2 separate regions of the Homo sapiens genome follow, and region 1 is linked to region 2. The links are chromatin loops, found by intact Hi-C in ENCODE. Cell type or tissue: chondrocyte. All regions are shown on one strand. Each heading gives the region's core, and the rest is flanking DNA. Links, peaks and the distances in the headings are about the cores only.

Region 1 (8,771 bases), core at 1-8,000, 160 kb after region 2:
TAGTTAAGAATCCAAGTCGAGAACACTTGAACACACAGAAGGGAGACCCCGCCTAGCATAGATTTGCAGTTACGGCCTGGATGCCAGTCGCCAGCCCAGCTGTTCCCCTCGGGAACATGAGGTGGTGGTGGCGCAGCAGACTGCGATCAATTCTGCATGGTCACAGTAGAGATCCCCGCAACTCGCTTGTCCTTGGGTCACCCTGCATTCCATAGCCATGTGCTTGTCCCTGTGCTCCCACGGTTCCCAGGGGCCAGGCTGGGAGCCCACAGCCACCCCACTATGCCGCAGGCCGCCCTACCCACCTTCAGGCAGCCTATGGGACGCAGGGCCCCATCTGTCCCTCGGTCGCCGTGTGGCCAGAGTGGGTCCGTCGTCCCCAACACTCGTGCTCGCTCAGACACTTTGGCAGGATGTCTGGGGCCTCACCAGCAGGAGCGCGTGCAAGCCGGGCAGGCGGTCCACCTAGACCCACAGCCCCTCGGGAGCACCCCACCTCTGTGTGTGATGTAGCTTTCTCTCCCTCAGCCTGCAAGGGTCCGATTTGCCATCGAAAAAGACAACCTCTACTTTTTTCTTTTGTATTTTGATAAACACTGAAGCTGGAGCTGTTAAATTTATCTTGGGGAAACCTCAGAACTGGTCTATTTGGTGTCGTGGAACCTCTTACTGCTTTCAATACACGATTAGTAATCAACTGTTTTGTATACTTGTTTTCAGTTTTCATTTCGACAAACAAGCACTGTAATTATAGCTATTAGAATAAAATCTCTTAACTATTTCACCGGCTCTCCAGTGCTTCCACACAGGCATGCTGCCCCCAGGAGATGGTGGGTGCATCAGCCAGCTTTACTCTAGGAAGTACAGGTGACTGCCTAGGGCCGCCACCTCAGTCCACACCCTCCCCATGTTCCCTCCTGAGTGTGCAGGCACTTCTCTGTGTCTGTGTGAGAGGCTCTTCCAGCATGGTTGCCCACAGTGACCTTGATCTCGTTTGCAGTCCTGTCGGGCCCAGCCAATGAGACCTGGGCCATACAGGGCAGGGGTCAGCAGGCACCATGGAAGACCTCAGCCTCCGTCCTTCCCTCCATCGGCCTGCTGCTGAACCCCACTTTGTATAGCTGGCTATGGGGCAGGGCCACTGCTAGCATACATAGGGCTTTGTGCCAACCAGGGAATGGTCCCTGCCTGAGTGGGCACAGCCCCCACCTCTCCTCAAGATGCCATGCAGCAGGGGGCTGCCAGTCTGGGGGTACCTGTTTCTGGGATGGGGCCATCAGCAGGTCTAAGGTCTGCCTTCTGTTGGGCAGAGTCCCAAAAGAGAGGGCTGCCCTGGCTAGGTGGCCCAACCTTCATCCCCCTTGACAGCACCCAAGACAGCACAGTCTCTACTCCAGTAGCCACCCGAGGGTGAGGGCAGAGGTCAAAGCCACAAGCTACACCTTGGCCAGGGCCCTGAGGAAGGTCTGCATAACTTCCCTTGAAATCAGAAACAGGCCAGGTGAGGGAGCTCATGCCTCTGATCCCAACACTGCAACGCTGCATTGAACTGTGATGCAGCCCAGGTGCCATCTGTCTTTATGCCATGCAGCCTGGTGGCCGCACACATCCTGAACAGCCCTGATCCTTCTTAGGGTCAGGCAGAAGGGACACCCAGCCCACTGCCTCTGGAGAAGCGGAGCTGAGGGTTGGGGTAGCAGGCAGTTGGAGGAGCTCCCCAACCCCCACACCCAATTGAGGCTGTGCCTCCACAGACTGCAGTCTTTGACCTCACCTGTCGCAGGGATAGGGCTCCCTGCCCCAGGTTCCCACATTGCCAGCTGAGCACCTGCTTCCAGGGCCTCAGCCCTCCCTGGGTTTTGGTGGGGGCTCTGGGCACACATGGGAGGACTACATTCCCCCAGGACATTAAGAATCAGATGGGCACCGGGGCTCACACCTGTAATCCCAGCACTTTGGGAGGCCAAGGCGGGCGAATCACCTGAGGTCAGGAGTTCAAGACCAGCCTGGCCAACACGGTGAGACCTCGTCTCTACTAAGAAATAACAAAAATTAGCCTGGCGTAGTGGCAGCGCCTGTAATCCCAGCAACTCAGGTTGAGACAGGAAAATCGCTTGAACCCGCGAGGCGGAGGTTGCAGTGAACTGAGATCACACCATTGCACTCCGGCCTGGGCAACAAAAGTGAAACTCAAAAAAAAAAAAAATCACCAGGTCTCAGACTCCTGGGAGACAGACCCCAGCTCCGACGTTCCAGTGGGATCTCATTAACCCCTGATACTGACCTTCCAATTTGATATACCTTCCTTTTAAAATATATTTATTGAAATACAAAGAGTCAATATAAAGAAAAATAGAGGTCACCATACTTGGCCACAGTTAGACCGCTCATAGGCCCATGGCTGCTGCAACCATGGGCAGGACACAGAGGGAGTCCAGCCTCTACTGATAAATCTGGGCAGGTTCACCTTCGCAGGCCAAGCCAGGGGCCATCCCTGGTATGCGAAACCTGGAGGTTTTCCAGGAAGCCGGCTGCTCCAGAGCTAGCTGTCAAGTCTTTAGCCCCACAGGCTGGTGCCCAGAGCCACTTCCACAGGAGCAGCCTCGGGCTTCACCCACACCCAAGGAGCTTCCGAGGCAGGAGGCAAGCAAGGTGAAGGGAGGGTTCAGGGTCCCACAACAGCAGTGAGCAGGGTCCAGCCATCAGGCCTCAGAGCCTCTGTCATGCCACCTGCGAGACGGGCTCCTCCTGTCCCCACTGTGTCCCCGCTTCCTCCTCTTACAGCAGGGGGAGTTGGAGTCGGAGTCATGGTGGTGGTGCCTGGGCCTGGGGAGACCAATGGCAGTCAGTCACTCGGAAGGAGTCAACCAGGCCCCCACCCCCAAGAGGCAGATATGGACCAGGGCATACCTCTCAGGAGATGTGGGAGAGGAGGTGGCCTCAGCTGGCCGCCTGTGCTCTTTGTCTTTCTTCTTCTTCTCTTTCTTGTGTTTCCTCTTTTTCTTTTTCTTCTTCTCCTTCTTGCTTTTCCTGTGGCTCTCACAACTACAAGGAGGATACAAGGTGTGCCTCAGACCCTAGTCTTGCAAGCCAAGAGAGTGAACACAAGCAGGCCCCATCCAGATGAAGCCACCACCCACAAGTGCGTCTTTAAATCAGTTAAATCAAACTACAAATTCCACTCCTCAGTTACGTAGTCACGTGGCCAGTGGCTACGTGGGTTAGAAACAGATGCAATATCCCCATCTCCACAGCACGCCCCTGCCCCACCCCAGCCGTGCCCTTGGCAGGTTGACACCTTCCTACCTGCACCCACCAGGCCACTCTTAGGGTCAGGCCCAGGCTCACCATCCAGGAGAAGCCCTGGAGGTGCCACCCACGGCAGGAAAAGGCCCCGCCCCAGGTCCTGAGTGCCCTCCCACGGCACAGCGCCCGACCACTGCCAGTACTTAGGACCTCTCTTCAAGGGTGACCCGAGAAACTCCCCTAGAGAAAAACCTAGGAGTAACTGGGACAGGAAGTAAAGTAGGGCAGGCCACCCGCCGGGCCGGTGCGCCAAGAGAAGCTGCCACCTGCCCGAGTGGGAGCCGCTCCGGTCCTCCCGAGACCCCCCACCCCGGGGCACAGCTAGCCCAGGTGGCACAGCCTCACCTGCTTTCCGTCTGATCCTCCGCCCGCGGCTTCCTCCTGGCCGAGGCTGCCGAGGTCCCGGGCCCGCCGCTCTCTACGCGGTGATGCTGCGGGAGAAGCGAGCTCTGCGGAGGAGTCTGCGGGCCGGCCCCACACCACGCCCCGCAGCGCCCCGGGGAGCTCCGTTCAGTGCCCCCGCCCCGCCCCACCCCTGTTAGCCCCTGCTGCGGTCAGGCGGGGCGGGGGATTACCGTGAACACAGACAGCCCCAGTTTGGCGGCCTCCTTGTCCTCTCGGGACATCGCCACGCGGCCCACGGAGCCACTGCAGGGACATGGCGATGAAGACAGTACGGCAGGGGTCCGCCTCACCCGAGCAATCGAGCCCAGTGCTGCCCTCCCCTGGAAACCCGCCCGCACCTTGCGCTCCCCAGCCCCAGCAGCCGGTCCACGCCCTTCTCCTCGGGGTCGCCTCCTTCCCGCTTGCAGACCTCCGCGAAGTCCTGCAGGTGCGAGAGCACAGGGAGCGCTCGAGTCGGCCCCACACCCACGGCCCTCCACGCGCCCCCCACCCCGGGGAGTTACCTCCTTGCTCAGGCCCGTGGGCTGCTTCTTCACGTTCTTGTAGCCACTGCGAGAGGGCCGGGGCAGGCGTCAGGACGGACGGACCTCCTCCCACCACAGGTCCTCACCACTCCAGCCTTCGTCCTCAGGGTCCCGCCCGCGCGAGTCCCCGCAGCCCCGCTCCCGCCCAGCCCGACCCCCAGTCCCCGGCCCCGGCCCCACCCTGCCCCGGCAGCGCCGTCCCAGGCACCGACCGCTGCCGTCCGCGGACACTCACAGGGCGGCCAGCAGCGCCTCGCGCTCCGCCTCCCGCACGGCTGCCAGTTCCTCCTCGCGGCTCGGGCCCGCGCATGGCGCCCGGCCCTTGGCGTACCAGGTGAGGTCGCGGCCCTTCTGCCAGCGGCCTACCGGCGCCATCAGCGAGTTGCCTGCGGACGTAGACGCTGTGAGTCCAGCGCCCGCCCGGGATCCCGGAGCCCGGAGCCCGGAGCCCGCCCACCGCGCGCACCCACCCAGGTAGTTCTCCCGCTGCTTGTCAGTCTTCACGTCCTCCCAGTTGAACTGGTCCTGCCCGCCGCGCACGCCTCCACGACTGGAGCCGAACATGGCGCCGGGAAGGCAGTTGCCTGGGGCCTGCGGCTTGCAACCTGCAACCCGCAACCCGAGACCCGCTACCCACTACCGTCGGACCCAGGCCCGACCCCGCCTCCGCGTCGCGCGCCGTGACGTCACTCCCGCGCCCACTCGGCTTCGCCGCGCGCCTCTGCGCAGCGCACTGCCCCGGATCTGTGCTCCCGCGCATCACCTCCACGTCGGCTTTGGGCGCCTGCGCACTGCGCCTACCCTGCCGGGCGCGGGAACGCCTCTGAACTGGAAGTTTAAAAATGGTTAAAACGGGGCCGGGCGGAGTGGCTCTCGCCTGTAATCCCAGCAAGTTGGGAGGCCGAGGCGGGCGGATCGCTTGAGGTCGGGAGTTCGAGACTAGCCTGTCCAACATGGTGAAACCCGGTCTCTACTCAAATACAAAAATTAGCCGGGTGTGGTGGTGCACACCTGTAATTCCAGCTACTCAGGAGGCTGAAGCAGGAGAATCACTTGAGCCGGGAGGCAGAGGTTGCAGTGAGCCGAGATCGCGCCACTGCACTCCCGCCTGGGCGACAGAGCGAGACTGTCTCAAAAATAAGAAGTTAAAATGGGCCAGGCGCGCGCGCGCCCCTGTAGCCCCAACGCTTTGAGGCTGAGGCGGGAGGATCTCGAACCCAGGACTTCGCGCCACTGCACTCCAACCTGAACGAGTGAGCGGACCCTGTCTCATAAAAAAAGAAAAAAGAAAACACACAAGATGCGCCTAGTTAACACCGCCAATTGGTCACTGCTAGTCGCGATTCCATATCGGGAGCTTAACAAGGTAATGACCTTAATGATTTGTGGAATTTCTGAGTATTACCCAGTAAACTTCTGGATGAACCAGCAGCTACCCAGACACCCTCAGAGCACTGGTCCTATCCCTGCCGTGTTAAACTGAATGTGCACCCTAACTCCCATGTGAAATCCTCACCCCAAGGCGTTGGTGCTTCGGAGGTGACTAGGTCATGAGGACAGAGCCTTCATAAAAGGGACCCCAAGAGCTTTGTGCAGCTTTCTACTGTGTGAAGGCAGCGGGAAGGAAGTCTGCAGTCTGGAAGAAACCCCTTACCAGAACCTCAGCGTGCTGGGCACCCTGATTTTGGAGGTTGTGACGTACCCCTGCTTCCCCTTTCCACTTTCATTCCCAGTGCTGACTGAGAAACAGAGTCCCTTGGCCACTCTGTGACTTCGCCAACTGTATAATTTCCTCTGCAGACTTGAACCCGAGCCATAGCCATGAACGTTCCCAGGCACAGATGACAGTAACTAGGTTGTTGCTCAAAACACAGAAAGAAACTGGACTCAGCCTGAGCCAGATTCCTCAAACCCTCATATAAATTCCATTCACCAACCCCCTCCCCCACGGACATACCTAGAGAGAACTTCATTTCTCTCACTGCCTATTGCAAGAACTGCTGCAGCCCACTCTGTACAAAAGCCCCACGAATAAATGCTCTGGGCGAATCACCCTGGCATGCTCAATCTGTAGAATCCTAACCAGCCCCATCTCAGGATGGTGTGGGGCACTCCCTTGTGGGAACTCTACTGCCACCACTTTTGGGGCAATTCCAGCCACAGGTTGAACTGGATGAAATACAGGTCTACTGTCCTGTGGGAAATTTCTGTTTCTTAGTGACCCAGTCCATGGGTCAGGCTGTTAGAGCAGGCTGGCAGACAGCCACACGTCTGGCTCATCTATCTACTTAGCAAGTACTGGCTGCCATCTCCCTCATGAGGCACTGCATGAGCTTTCATCATGGAGCAGGTGCATGGCGAGGGCAGAGCAGCAGGCCACAGCCAGGCACACAGAAGGTGACTGGCCGACTCCCAGGAAGGCTCCCTGGGGTGTAGGGCATCATCTCCTGGGTGCCATTGCAGCTTGCCAGGCCAGGGTGGACTTGGGCCATGTGGGCAGGGCCCAGCTGTGGAGTCTGACCACTGACTGGATGTCAGGTGTGGTGGAGAGGGGATAGCAGGGCCAGGTGGACATTGGGCAGGAGTCCAGGACGGCTCTGAGGCTCTGGTCTGGGCAACTGTGAGGATGAAGCAGCCACCTGTCAACATGAGGACCAGGTTTGTGGGGAAGACCTGGTCAGTTTTGAGCCCATTAGCCTGACAAGCCGTAGGCCACAGGAGGAGGGGTCACCAGGGTGGAGGTTGCATGGCCTGTGCCTGCTGGGTGGAGGCCCAGCTGGGGGCACTGGTCACAGTGGTGTCCTCTGTGACAGCAGCGAAGCTGGACCCAGGAGGGTGGCGGTCAGGGAGTGGAGGGGCAGTGGAGATCCCAGGGGAACCCACTATAGTGGGAGGAGGCTGGGTAGTGGAGGGGGGGGGCCAAGTGAGTGCACAGAGTGGCCGGGCAGCTGGCTCTATATGCCACAGGGATTGAGCCACAACTTCAGAGACGGGGGCTCCAGGGAGGCTGCTCAGGAAGTAACCCTGCAAGGCAGAGTCCCAGGCAGCCACACAGCCCATCCACGTGAGGTCAGGCACTGCTCGGTCACAAGGACAGGGGCAGGGCCAGAGGACATCCCTTGCAGGCTCTTCTCAGCAGAGCTGAAGGCCAGCGGGATGAGCAGAGGGCCAGGAACAAGCTTAAGGGGCAAGGGATGGGCCTGCAAGGTGGGGACACTGCCCAGGCTCCTCAGTTATAAGCACTGTCATCACAGGGGCATGACAGAACACACTCCCACACCTCCCTGGCAATCCCAGAACACCACTGCAAGAAGTCTTTGTCGGGCACTCCAGGTGTCAGAGAGACAGCCTGCCAGGTGGGACCCAGTAACATCCCAGGACAGGGACAGGAAGCAGTCTGGGCCCTGAGCTGTCCAAAACCTGGGTTGTTGTGCGTGTGGAAGGTGCCTGCACATTAGCTGGAGCTGGTCCTGAGTTAAATCAGCCTCTGGACAGATGAAGCAGGGTCCGTGGATCTCCCTGGGCTGTGTGTAACTGCAGTGCTCTGCAGACCCCATTAAGAGTCAAGGACAACCAGGGCTGGCTGCTCCTCTGGGGACCCTCCCAGGGCAGGACCTTCCCTGGGGCAGCCTGGGAATGCAGGGCCAGGGCAGGGAGCTGCAGGCTGTGGTCCAGATGGTCCTAGGACTGCCCCACCAAGGTTGATGCCTGAGTCCCAGAACACCCAGCCCCTCCTAGGAACCAACCTGAGGGCCACTGTGCTGTCAGAAGGGCAGTCACCTTGGTGCCCCTGAGGCTGGGAGGGCAGAGCTTAGAGCTTGGTGGTGTTGGGTACTGCCCACATGGTTGTCCACGTGCACCACAGCCCCAGAGCAGTGTCCAAAACCCACAGGTTTGATCTACACCAACCCTCACCCTGCTAGTCCACTGAGCTCTCTCTGTGCTTGAGCTGATGCCTTTCAGGGGATGAGCTGCCAGTCTGGGGCACACACCAAGTGGGGAGACAGACACAGACTCCAGGTGGCAGCTTCAAGAACGAGTGATTTAAGAACAGCCCTCCCATCTTAGCAATGTCCCGGGGTGGCTGGAGCCACGGTCACTTCTTGGTCCTGGTCCAGAACTGTCGGTAGCGCTCCACATGCAAGTCATCACTGAGCTCCTGCTCGTACTCCTTCCTCGACTGGAGCTGAGCCTCACGCTTCCGCAGCCTGGCCCGGCGCTCCTCAGGAGACAGGGTGTCCAGATCTATGGGCATCTGCAGGGGACAGACCAAGTTTCGTCCATGTGGATCGAGGGACCTTGAGAGCTACTGGGGGGACAGCCCAAGGCCTTCCTCTCAACTTACGTCTTCCATCCTATGCTAGCTTAATTTTCAAACATTCTTATTGGTCTCTCCCTTCAAAGCTTTCAATCTTTAAAATAAATTGTTCTGTGTTTTCCCCAGATTTGATGTTTTTAAAAACACACAAGGCCAGGCATGATGGCTCACTCATACCTGTAATCCCAGTGCTTTGGGAGGCCTAGGTGAGAGGATCG
Region 2 (11,239 bases), core at 1-8,000:
CACCAGCGCCTGCAGGGGCCATCAGGCTGACACTCCAGACCCTCCCACTTACGGCCCCACTGTCAGGGAAGCCAAGCACCTGGGTCCCTCTACTGGCCACGGGGTCCCAGTCCAGGAGTCCTGGAGAAATGCCCCGACTTTCCACTGGCCCTGTCCTCTCCTCTCCATGCTAAGAAGTCCCCAGGGAGTCCCCTGGCCCCCAGGGCCCCTCCTCTCAGCCCTCTGCTGAGGTCTGCCCCACTGAGCCACTTCCACGATCTCTCGAAACAAGGCAGCTCCCTGGCCCCTTTCCTCCCTGCCCTTCTGGCCCTCCAGAGCACTCTGTGTGGCCTTTCTTCCTGATGCCAGGCCCCACATGCTTCCTGGGGTGTCCTAAGTTGTTGGAGGGGGTGGGTCTCCAGGACAGTGCCTGCCCAAACCTAAGCCTGAGCTCTCAGCTGCTCCCAAACCCCCCGGCCCACAGTGCTCAGAGCACCCGACCCAGGCCCCAGCCATGGGGTCACCCCAGATGCCGCCTTCTTGCCAGCTCCTTCCCAGGCTTCTCTTGCCCAGCACACAGCCCCATGATTCCACACCTCAGGCCCACCCCTCCTTCTCCGGCCCTGCCAGGGACCCACAGGTGCCCCTCATCCAGGCAGCCAGCTGTGCCCCAGGCCTGATGCACAGAGAGGCAGAGCCATGGGACCAGGCAGGGTATGTCCTGCCCACAGCCAGCAGCCTCCCTCTTGGACCCTGCGGGGTCTGATGTTGGCACTAATGTGAGAAACACATCCCCTCCCCACGCCCATGACAGCAGCCTCTCCGCAGCCTCCTCTTGAGAGTCCCCTGAGCACCCAGAACTGCCCCACACCAGGCTCTAGGCAACGGGGGATGTCCTGGCTGCCCCCACCCACCCAGTGGGGCTGCCAGGGTGTCGCTGGCTCCTTGTGCAGGGGTAAGAGCGCCCACAGGCTCACAGGTCTAGAGACAAGGTTCTTCTCAGTCCAAGGAGAAATCCAAATATATAAAGAGCTCTCATAAACTCAACAGGAGAAAGACAAGCAGCCCCACTAAAAACAGGCAAAGGAGCTGCATGGACATTCTCCAAAGAAGACCCATGGCCCATGAGGCCACGAAAAGATGCTCAGCGCCACTGGCCACCTGACAAATGCAGTCAGAGCCCCACAAGGTGCCATTCCACACCCACTAGGATGGCTGCGGTAGAAAATAAAACAGAAAACCAGTGTCAGCGAGGAAGTGGAGAAAGGAGCCTTTCTGCACTGCCGGCAGAAATGTAAGATGCTGCATCCAGAAGGGTTTGGCAGGGCCTCAAAAACCTAAATGCAGGCGGGGAGCAAGGGCTCACGCCTGTAACCCCAGCACTTTGCGAGGCTGACGTGGGAGATCCCTTGAGCCCAGGAGTTCAAAATCAGCCTGGACAGCATGGTAAAACCCCATCTCTACAAAAAATAAAATTTAAAAAAATTAGCCAGGATTAGTGGCTTGTGCCTGTGGTCCCAGCTACTTGGGATGCTGAGGTGGGAGGACGGTTGAGCCTCTGAGGTGGAGGCAGCAATGAGCCTTCATCACATCGCTGCACTCTAGCCCGGGTGACAGAGCAAGACTCTGTCTCAATAAAACAAAACAAAAACATCACATGCATGTGACCCAGTACCTCCACTTCTATGTACCCCAAGAACTGAAAACACACACACACACACAAAACCTCACATACCAATGCTCACAGCAACATTATCCATCATAGCCAAACAGTGGAAGTGATCCAGATGTCCGTCAACTGATGAACGGTCAAAAAATCTCTCGGAGAGTCTTCCAGTCGAGTCTAACTCAGTCATAAGAAAGAAGGCAATACTAACGCGTGCTACAACGGTGATGCTGAGTGAGAGAAGCCAGGCGCGGAGGCCACACGGCATAGGATTCCATTTCTAGGAAACGTCCAGGACAGGCAGACCCGTGGAGAAAGAACGCAGACAAGTGGTTGCCAGGGACTGGGGGAGGGGAACGGGCAGCGACTGCCTAATGCGTATGAGGTTTCTGGGGTGAGGAAAATGTTCTGGAATTAAACAGTGGTGAGAGCTGCATGGCCTGGCAAATGAGGTACTCAAAATCACGGGGCTGTATACATTAAAAGAGTGGATTTTACAGGACGTGAGTTACGGCCAATAACAAAAAGCCTCAGCCAGCCCTGAGGCCCACCAGGCCCCCAATTCACAGTGGTCACTCCCTCCAGCCTGGCTTCTGGACCAGTTCCAAGCACCTTTCCAGCCCCGATGGCTGGCTCTGGGGCCACAGCCGGGGGCACCTCAACAATCCCTCAGTGCCAGCCTTGGTTATGCCTCTTCCAGGCAGGCCTCCAGGCTACTGAGGCCCAGAGAAGGGGGCAAATTGGCAGGGCCTGGCCTCCCACCATCGTGCCCCCGCAAAGTAACCTGCAAATGTTTCCTGAGTGATGTAAACTGCAAGGGCCACCACCACAAAACAGCCTCAGGGTCTTTAAAAAAGAACTCCAGTGGGAAGCCTCAGACCTCATCCCGAGCCAGCCCAGGACCCCTAAGGAAAGGGCTGCAAGGTGCCAGGGAGCCAGGCAGCCTAGCAGCCAGGGGTGGGGGTCCAAGCCCCGCTGGGCAGGAACAGCCCCCAGACCCAGGCCCAGCCCTGACTCCACATCCAGAGGGTCTGGGCCCAGGAGAGAAGCAGCCCCGGCGTCTAATCCGGATCTACCATCTCAGCTGAAACCACAACCCAGCAAGGGCGAAGCGAGAGGGGCCTCCCAATGGAGGACAAACCATGTCCTCAGACCACCACCAGGCCCACCCTCTTGCTATAACCTTGGGGAGAGGGTCTGAGTCTGTACCCCAAGCCCTCCCTATGACCTCGGGCTGGCCTCCCTGCTTACCCCTCTGTCTAGAAGGGCTTGGGGCCAGGCCAGCGAGGAGGCACATGGACATAGCCATGGGAGAACCAGATGGAGATGCCACCTGCTAGCCAGGCCAAGGTGCAGGGCCAGGCCAAGGGGAGCCTCTTCCCCACAGGGGGTCCAGCCTGGTGGCCAGAGGCCTCTAGGAGGGCAGCGGGCGCCAGCCAGGGTTGGGTTGCAGCTCAGGGAGCAGGCAGGGAGGGCTCCCGTGGGTCCACGTGACCCTCCCCCAGGCCAGCCTCTCCTCTCCGGGTTCCTGGGCTGTAACTGGAGCCGTGTTCCTGCCTGGGAGACTCCGTGCCAGGCAGAGCTTTTGAGAGGGGGAAGGGAGAAAACGGCCCTAGATCCCAGCCCCTTCTCCCTGCTTCCTGGACTGGAGCTGGGAAGGGCCACCCCAGCCCCCCTCCAGCTCCAGCCCCGCCTGGCCTTTAATGCCCTGGGCCACCCCCTGCCTTTGCTGGGCCAGGAGCCACAGCAGGAGAGGCCTCCGCACAACCCAGCCTGGAGCCCTTTGTGCCCTGCTTCCCCTCCCCAGCCCAACCTTGGGAACTGACTTACAGGGGGCCCAAGGCCTCCAGCAGCCCAGATGGAACCTGGCCTGCCCTGACCCAGGATGCCCCCCCAGCCCCTGGTTCAGGAAGGTGCTCATTCTCCATCAGTCAAACAGAGTCCTAGCTGCCCTCTGCAATGCCAGCTGTCCCCAAAGGCAGCACACTTGCCCTCTGGACTTCCCACAGGGCAGCTACATGGAGAGCTGCCCTCAGACAGGACTCAGGAATTCTCCCTTGATGGGTCCTTTGGAGCCAAGAAGCAGGGCCAAGGGGGCCTGGCCAGAGAAGCCACAACAGCACTTAAGTCCTTGCTATGCGCCTGGCACCAGCCTGGACTTACTGTCTGCAAGAGAGCTGAAACACACGCACACAAAGCAGCAGAGCCCCTTGACCTTCTCTAGGGCACAAAGCCCAGAGATAGGTCAGAGAAGGAGAGGCCAAGACCCAGCGCCACCCCGTCTCCAGGAATCGGATCACAGCAGGGACAAAGCCGCTGCAGCCTGGACAAGCCCAGGGTGTGTCCCCAGCCCAAGAAGCAGAGCCTCCGCTGGGCCGGAGAGCAGGGAAGCACAGCTGGCTGACAAGGCCACGGTGAGTCACCGCGGACCTGTGGCCCTCCCTCCTGCCCTCCCGGGTGAGGCTACGGGTTGCACAGATGGCGTGCAGTGGCGTGCCAGCCCAGGCCCAGGGCCGTACCCACAGTTGGAGCCAGGAGAGGGCTGCGGGTGGGGGCCCCAGGGAACTGAGACACCGGGCTGACCCTGGAAGACGACCCAGAAGAAAGGAACAGAGAGAAGAAAGGGAGAGAAAGAAAAACACAAAGGGAAAGTTTCCCATGAAAATATTTTATTTTCTTTGAGAACAGGATACACCTGCAGGGCTCCTCGGCCCAGGCGGCCTCTCCCTGCCCGGGCGGGTGCCAGATTCCTGGACCAACGGGGCCCTCTGCCGGCCAGCCCGCCGCGCGCTGGCGCTCAGGCCAGAGGGCCGGGAACAGGTGACCGGCGGAGGGCGGCGGCCCGGCTGAGGGAGCGGCCCAGGGCGTCCAGGTCGGGGGCTGGGATCCGAAGGCCAGCCAGGGCTCCCAGCGGCGGCGCTCGGGGTAGGAGGCTGGAGGGTGGCGGGGAGGCCCGGGGCGCTGCCTCGCACGGCGCCACCCTGCACCTCAGCGCGCCCAAAGCGCAGCGAGGGTCCCTGTAAAGGTCGCAGGACTGGGCATCCCAGACCTCAGAGAGGGGGAGGGAAGAAGGAAGGGAAAGAAAGGAAGAGAGAGACGCGCCGACAGCCCGGCAAAGCGCTGCTGCAGAGACACGTGAGCACGGGCAATGACACCGCGGGACGCCCCGGCCGGGCCCTGCGCTCCCGGCCAGGTTCCATGGACGCGCTCCCGCGGGCCGGGGCCCGGGCCACAGAGTCAGAAGCAAAGCGCAAGAAAAATAAATTCCTCCAGCTTGGAGGATTTCTCTCTTTCTCTCTCTCTCTCCGTTTGGGGCTCAGCGCGAGGAACATCTGGATTTTGTACGTATTTTTGTTATTGTTAAATTAACTTCTCGAGAAGAGAAAGGGGGGGAAGCTGCTAGGTGGGCGATGGCCAGGGGCTGAGGACTCAGGCTCCAGCCTTTTGGCAAGGACACGGCGGCCCAAGGAAGTCGGGACCTGATCCCAGTCCCTAAGCGCGAGGCAGTCCTGCTCACGGCGGCGACTACGACGACGACGACTCTGCGGTCACGGAGGACCGCGGCCCGGCGCAAGCCGGACGGGTCCACCCGCCTCTCTAGCCGTGCCGCGCAGCGGACGGAGCGACGCGCGCGCCGCAAACAAACAGCGCCAGGCAACCCGGCGGCCCCGCCGCGCCCCGGCCCCAGCCACCCCGGGTGCCTCGGGGACTCCGGACGACCCCGCCCCGGCCCCGCCGCCCCCGCCCACCAGTGCGCGCCGGCCGCCGAAGGCACCTACCCGAAGTAGGCGGCCGAAGGGCGCAGCGCGGCGAGCAGCAGCGTCAGCCCGAAGGCCGCGGCCAGCCAGCGCGCCAGCGGGGACCCATCCAGCATCTTGCCGCGCCTCGGCGGCCGACCATCGCGCTCCCAGCTCCGCGCAGGGCGCGCCGCGGCCGCCGCCCTCTTATAGCGCCCGGAGCGCGGCCAGCTGGGCCCGGCCCCGCCCCGCGCCCGGGAGGGGATCACGCCGGCGCCGGGGGCGGGCCGAAACCCGAGCCGCGCGCGCCAGCCCGCCAGCCCCTCCCGGCCACTCGGGGCCCCGGCCGCCGCTCCCGGCGCGGGTCTCGGGCGCGCCCTGCCCGGCGGGGATGGAGGAAGGGGAGGCGGAGAGCGGTGGGAACCGAGGGCGGGGCGTGCGAGAACCCGGGGCGACCACGGCGGGACGGCATTGGGGGGCCGGAGGCGGGCATCGGGAAGCGGGTAGAGCGTTGGGGGCGCTGCAGTGGGAGCTTGGGGCGGCCCCCGGGGCGGGATTGAGGGGGAGGGGAGGGGAGGCGTTGGCCGCCGGGCTAGCCGCCGGCGGGGCTCCAGGCCGGGACGGTCGGGGATGGTTCCACAGAGGACCCAGCCGTCTGCCCCGAGCTGGGCGCTGCGCGGCTGCTCCGGGGGAAGCTTGGTGAGGAGGAGTCGGGCCAGCCGGTGATGCCTGCGCCTCTTGCGCATGCTGACCCCCTCAAGGAGCGGGGCCAGAGAATCGCTCCTTTCTGGCAGGGACTGTGGCCGCTTTCGGCCTGGGAATGAAGCGACGTAGCCTGCTGGGGCTGTGAGGTGAGTAGCTCTACCTTTTGGGGTCCTGATGGTCTCCCCATTCTTAAATTGTGGGAGTGGAGCTAGCGGCTAAGTCAATGAAACACCAGCCATCGGGCAACGCCCTTCTCAGAGCCTGTGTCCTGGCCGGGACGGGGAGAAAGAGGACTCCTGGGATGGAAGGTGCACACCCAGGCAGCTGGAAGCGCTCAGTCACAGCCCGGGGACTCGTCCCCTCTGCGATACGGATTCGGAGCTGCTTCTGAAGCAGAATGGTGTCAGAGGACCCAGAGCTGGCATTAGGATACAGGTGCACACATTCCAGACAGACCTGGGGGTGGCATCCAGGAGAAGGCTTATAAGTTCCCTGGATGGGGCCTCTGTGCCATGCAACAAGGGACACAAGAACAGGGCTTGGGGTCCAGGCTGGCGGTGGCATGCCTGCCACCTGCAGACCCTGGTCAGTGCAGGATGGTGCCTCCAACACGGGCTAGGCTGCCAAGGCTGAGGACACAGGGCCAGCGAGCCTGCCCAGCCACGTGCTGCAGGGGCCTCAGAGACCTGGGCTGCGGTGCCAGGTCTCTAGGCAGTGCCCTCTGTGCCTGCAGGGACTGATTCTGGCACAGTGACCGCAGAACCTGGGGGGCGGAGCACATGCCCCCGGAAGGCTGTGAAATCCCGCCAGTGGCAGTGACAGAGGCGAATATGAGGGTCCTCAGAGGAAAAACAAAGAAGATAGGAGCAGCAGAAAATGGCCCCCACGAGGATCTGAGCCAACCTCGCCACCCCTAGGGCTCCCGGCCCTGCTTCCCTGGGAAAGCCTGGCCATGTGGGTCACCCCTGTGAGCATACCCTTTCTGAGTGTCTGATGGCCAGTTTGCCAGGTGAGCTTCAGGTGCATGTGGGGCAAAGCAAGGGTGGGGAAGGGAGGAGACCGGGCCTGAGCAGTCACTCCCTCTCGGGGCCTCGGTTTCCCCATCTGAGACCCATCCAACTCCAGCGAGTGGTGGCTTTTCTCCAAGGCATGATGTCCTGTGTGGGAGCCCTGGCCCCTGGTTCTGCTTTTCCACTAGGTGTGACTGGTCTCACATCCTTCCCCATCCATAGGACCCCCCTCCTGTGGGGAGAGGGCACTTGTTTGTCCTCTTTTGCTCAGGGGGCTGGGCCACCTCCCTTGAAATGGGGCTGACTCAGCAGAGGGAGTGCAGACGGCAGCCCAGCCCACCCAGGCTGCAGCGACCCCAGTGGGAGGCCCACCCGCCCCACGGCCATGGGCTCCAGTGAGCCCCCAAAGTCTGGCTCCAGCACCAGGAAGTGAGAGGCAGCAGAGGGAAGCAGACAGGACGGGAGACCCTCCCCACCCCCCACACACCCCCCTGCAATGATGGCATGCTTAAAGGCATGGAGGCTGCCTCCAAGAAGACGTGTGAGATTGTAAATGTGCATCACAAGCGCCTCCGGCATCACAGAGCTCCCTTCCACTGGGGGTGAAGCACTCTCCCAGCAGCAGCTTAGTGGTCCCCAAGGAAGGAGGCAGCTGCCTGGCCGGCTGAGGGGCAGGGGGCTCTAGTCCCAGTCCTGGACTCTCAGGACCACATTTGGTGCAAGAGGGTGCTGAGAAGGATGATCCGACATCCATGAACTCGGGAAGGACCCTGCTGTTTCGCCAGAGAAGGGAGGCCATCAGCTCATGGCAGCTTTTGGTGGTGGTGGGAGTGGCAGGCCAGCCCTGAGTGGCCCCACCAGACCCCCACTTGAAGCCCTGGCCCAGCTCCAGCCAGGAGCCTATCAGAATGCCCAGGAGCCCAGGGCATGTGGTTGGTAGGACCCAGTGCCCCAGGCAGGGTAATATCAGAGATACACCTGAGGTCTGGCAGGGCTGGCCCAGCTCTTACCTCCCTGCACCTAGGATGATGGCGGCAGATAGAGGCAGTCCCCTCAGCCTACCTGGACCCAGGGAGAATCACACCCCCTCCCACGAATGTCCCAGGCTCTAACTCCCTTTCACGTCTGGCTGCCCTCGCCCACCGTGGCCTACCTGCTGCCTCAGCCACAGCCGCTAGTGTCCCTTCCCAGAGGGCAGCATTCACCTGCCCCCACCTCCTGCTTCTCTCAAGCCATATCCAGACAACCTTGGGCACAGTGTGAGGTGGAGACGTTTCCCAGGAAGTGTGGGCTTTTTTATTCTCATCTGCCATAATGCAGTCTGGCCCCTATGTTTCTGTTGGAGAAGCTGGGGCTGGCGGTTCTCTGGCTGGAAAGTGCATTGTACCCCACAACTCCCCACGGCCTCCCAGGCCTAAGAAGCTCTCCAGGTAAGGGATGGCTTGTCCAGGTAGGCAGGACAAGCCATCACTGGGCCCACAGTCAGGTGAACAGAAATCCACCTCCAGTCAAAAACAGGCCAGGTGTGGTGGCTTACCCCTCTACTCCCAGCACTTTGGGAGGCCAAGGCTGGAGGTTCATTTGAGGCCCAGGGTTTGAGACCAGCTATAGACACATTGCAAGACCCTGTGTCTATTAAAAAAAACAAACAAACAAATAAGCGGGCCAGGCGTGGTGGCTCATGCCCGTAATCCCAGCACTTTGGGAGGCTGAGGTTGGGGGATCACCTGAGGTCAGGAGTTCAAGTCTGGGCTGACCAACATGGTGAAACCCTGTCTCTACTAAAAATACAAAAGACATTAGACAGGCTTGGTGGTGGGTGCCTGTAATCCTAGCTACTCACGAGGCTGAGACAGGGGAATCACTTGAACCCAGGGGGCGGAGGTTGCAGTGAGCCGAGATCGTGCCATTGCACTCCAGCCTGGGCAACAAGAGCAAAACTCCATCTAAAAAAAAACAAAGAAGAGAAAATAAGAAAAACAGATTAGCAAATTAGCTGGGCCAGGCACAGTGGCTCACACCTGTAATCCCAGCAATTTGGGAGGCCAAAGCAGGCGAATCACTTGAGGCCAGGAGTTCAAGACCAGCCTGGCCAACATGGCGAAACCCCGTCTCTACTAAAAATATAAATAAATAAATAAATAAATAAGTTAGCTGGCCATCATGGTGTGTGCCTGTAGTCTCAGCTACTCAGGAGGCTGGGGAAGGAGGATTGCTTGAACCCAGGAGTTCAAGGCTGCACTGAGCTATGATCGCACCACTGCACTTCAGCCTGGGCAACAGAGTGAGACTCTGTCTGGGAAAAAAAAAAAAAAAAGTCCAAGCTCCTCAGTCAAGTCCCAAATTTGAGCCAGTTTGCAGACCCAGAACCCGCTGGATGGAGGGGACTGGGCCCCCTTGAGGGGGACCCGCTGCACTACCAAAAACTTACTGTTCTTACCTTTCTCCCAGCCTTCCCCAAAGGCACTTCTGGCCTTTTACCAGGGTGACCATGCAGTGGGGAGAAGAGATAATCAGACCTTTCAGGGATAGCTGGACACAGCCCTGCACCGACATTGATTCCAGGAGAACCAGCAGGTCGCAGTGGCCCCAGGCACAGTAGGGGCTTGTGGAGGTCCTGGAACCCATGGAATTGTAGCTCAGTCAACTCCCAGTTGGTCCCACAGCTCCTGGAGCCCCTCCTGTGGTGGTTTCCCCAGCTCCAGATGTGTAATTATAATGGATGCGCTGGGCCCCTGGCAGAAGCCCCAAGGGATTGCAAGAAGTGTTTAAGGCCAGGCTGGGTTTTCCCTGCCCTACCCGCAACTAGGGTTCAACATGCTTTCCAAGGGGTGGGGAAGGCACAACCCTGACAGGTTGTGTCAGCGCCAGGGAGGAGGCGTGGGCTCAGGAAGGAGCCTTACCACATAGAGAGAAAACCCAAAAGTAAGCTGCCTGTGAATGCTCATCACGTCCAGGCGCTCTTGCAAACATCCGTCTTCGTGCAGACCCCTGCCCTGTGAAGTGCTGAATCCCCCACAGCCGCAGACCCTGACTATGCCCACACAAGACAGCATGTACAGGGGCTGCCTGAGCTGCCGTGGTGTCTGGGCGCTGCTGGGACACCCTGCTGGGCAAAGGCAGCCACCCCCCGAGGCCAGGCTCATCCCGACTCCCCTTCCAGGCCCAGTCTGGATTCCTCAGGGAAGTGGTGTGGGTTGTGAGGAGCTTGGAGGGCTCTGGGCTCACACACCCCCAACGGTGGGCCCTTCTCGAAAGCCAGGGTGCCCCCACCAAACAGAAGCAGCTCTAACATCCTTCGATCCACTCAAGTCACCATGTGGCTGGGCAGAAATAAGTGCTTGTTACCCTAGGCCTTGCCAGAAAGCTCACGAGGCGGGACCCTTGGGAAACTGAGCGACGCCTCCGCCCCAGGGCCACTCCTGCCCCACTGTCCCTGGCTGCGCACAGCAACTGGGCTGGGTGAGGATCCTGCTAGTTCCTATCTCCACCTCTCCAGTCCAGTGATCCAACCTCCTCAGTCTCATGCTCCCTGGGCCAGAGTCAGAGAGAGAGACAGAGATGGGAAGAGAGACAGAGATGAAGATAGGGAAAGAAAGAGAATGAGAGACAGAGACGGAGAGACAATGAATGAAAGACACGGAATTAATGAAAGATGAAGAGAGAGAATGAGAGGGAGACAAAAGAGACAGATGGAGAGAGATACGAAGACAGAGAATGAGAGACAAAAAGAGATGGAGAGGGAAAGATAATAAATGAATGAGATAGAAAATGAGAAACAGAATAAGAGCATGTGAGAAAGAGACAGAGAGACAGCATGAACCAGTGAGAGAAAGGGATCCTTTCCCTTGGGGCAGGGAGGACAGAGAACAGGAATGCCCACAGCCACAAGCCCCTGATTAAACCCTTGCAGGAGGGGTGTGCAGCAGGGCTGCCTGAGCTGCCACAGTGTAGGCGCTGCCAGGACGTCCTACTGGGCAAAGGCGCCCCCCGCCACCATGCCCACCAAGGCCTCGGAGAGCAGGGGGAGGCCTCTTCCCCAGCAGATGTGCCCCTCTCTGGACCTGGCCCAGCTAACAGAGTACATGAGGATGGGGTTCCAGGGAGCTGCACACCACTGCTCTGAGCTCAAGAGGCCGTGG

What was found. A loop is a pair of places that touch in the nucleus more often than their neighbours do. Peaks named below come from ENCODE experiments on the same cell type or tissue, not always from the same donor. Only the 100,000 strongest peaks of a DNase experiment are listed, where the experiment ranks them.
Region 1: a loop joins it to region 2, with 2.8 times the contacts of the local background. A loop is called at or near these places in 2 of 110 quality-filtered maps.

The regions. Positions count from the first base shown.
Region 1 is chr1:228,098,429-228,107,199 of GRCh38, forward strand. ARF1 (ARF GTPase 1) reads left to right here. Exons shown (of 5, transcript NM_001658.4): 5 at 1-784. It overlaps C1orf35 (chromosome 1 open reading frame 35), which reads right to left and starts at 4,897. Exons shown (of 8, transcript NM_024319.4): 1 at 4,706-4,897; 2 at 4,471-4,621; 3 at 4,215-4,260; 4 at 4,050-4,132; 5 at 3,882-3,954; 6 at 3,652-3,737; 7 at 2,911-3,045; 8 at 2,303-2,826. The coding sequence starts at 4,799. The coding sequence ends at 2,703. It overlaps MRPL55 (mitochondrial ribosomal protein L55), which reads right to left. Exons shown (of 5, transcript NM_181463.3): 5 at 8,257-8,490. The coding sequence ends at 8,332. RefSeq lists enhancers at 1-7, 1,593-1,832, 2,943-3,663, 3,664-4,383, 4,384-5,104 and 1 more and silencers at 3,732-3,811, 4,062-4,231, 4,392-4,661. In chondrocyte, for the core only: CTCF peaks have their summits at 4,042 (motif pointing left) and 4,243; DNase peaks (open chromatin) are centred at 223, 4,968, 7,073, 7,933 and 3 weaker places.
Region 2 is chr1:227,942,369-227,953,607 of GRCh38, forward strand. WNT9A (Wnt family member 9A) reads right to left here and starts at 5,564. Exons shown (of 4, transcript NM_003395.4): 1 at 5,425-5,564. The coding sequence starts at 5,519. It overlaps LOC124904533 (a long non-coding RNA gene), which reads left to right and starts at 3,490. Exons shown (of 2, transcript XR_007066912.1): 1 at 3,490-4,059; 2 at 4,334-4,935. RefSeq lists enhancers at 1-664, 5,469-5,518 and silencers at 4,386-4,495, 5,599-5,678. In chondrocyte, for the core only: CTCF peaks have their summits at 93 (motif pointing left), 4,418 (motif pointing left), 4,624 and 5,959; DNase peaks (open chromatin) are centred at 2,763, 3,003, 4,063, 4,503 and 5 weaker places.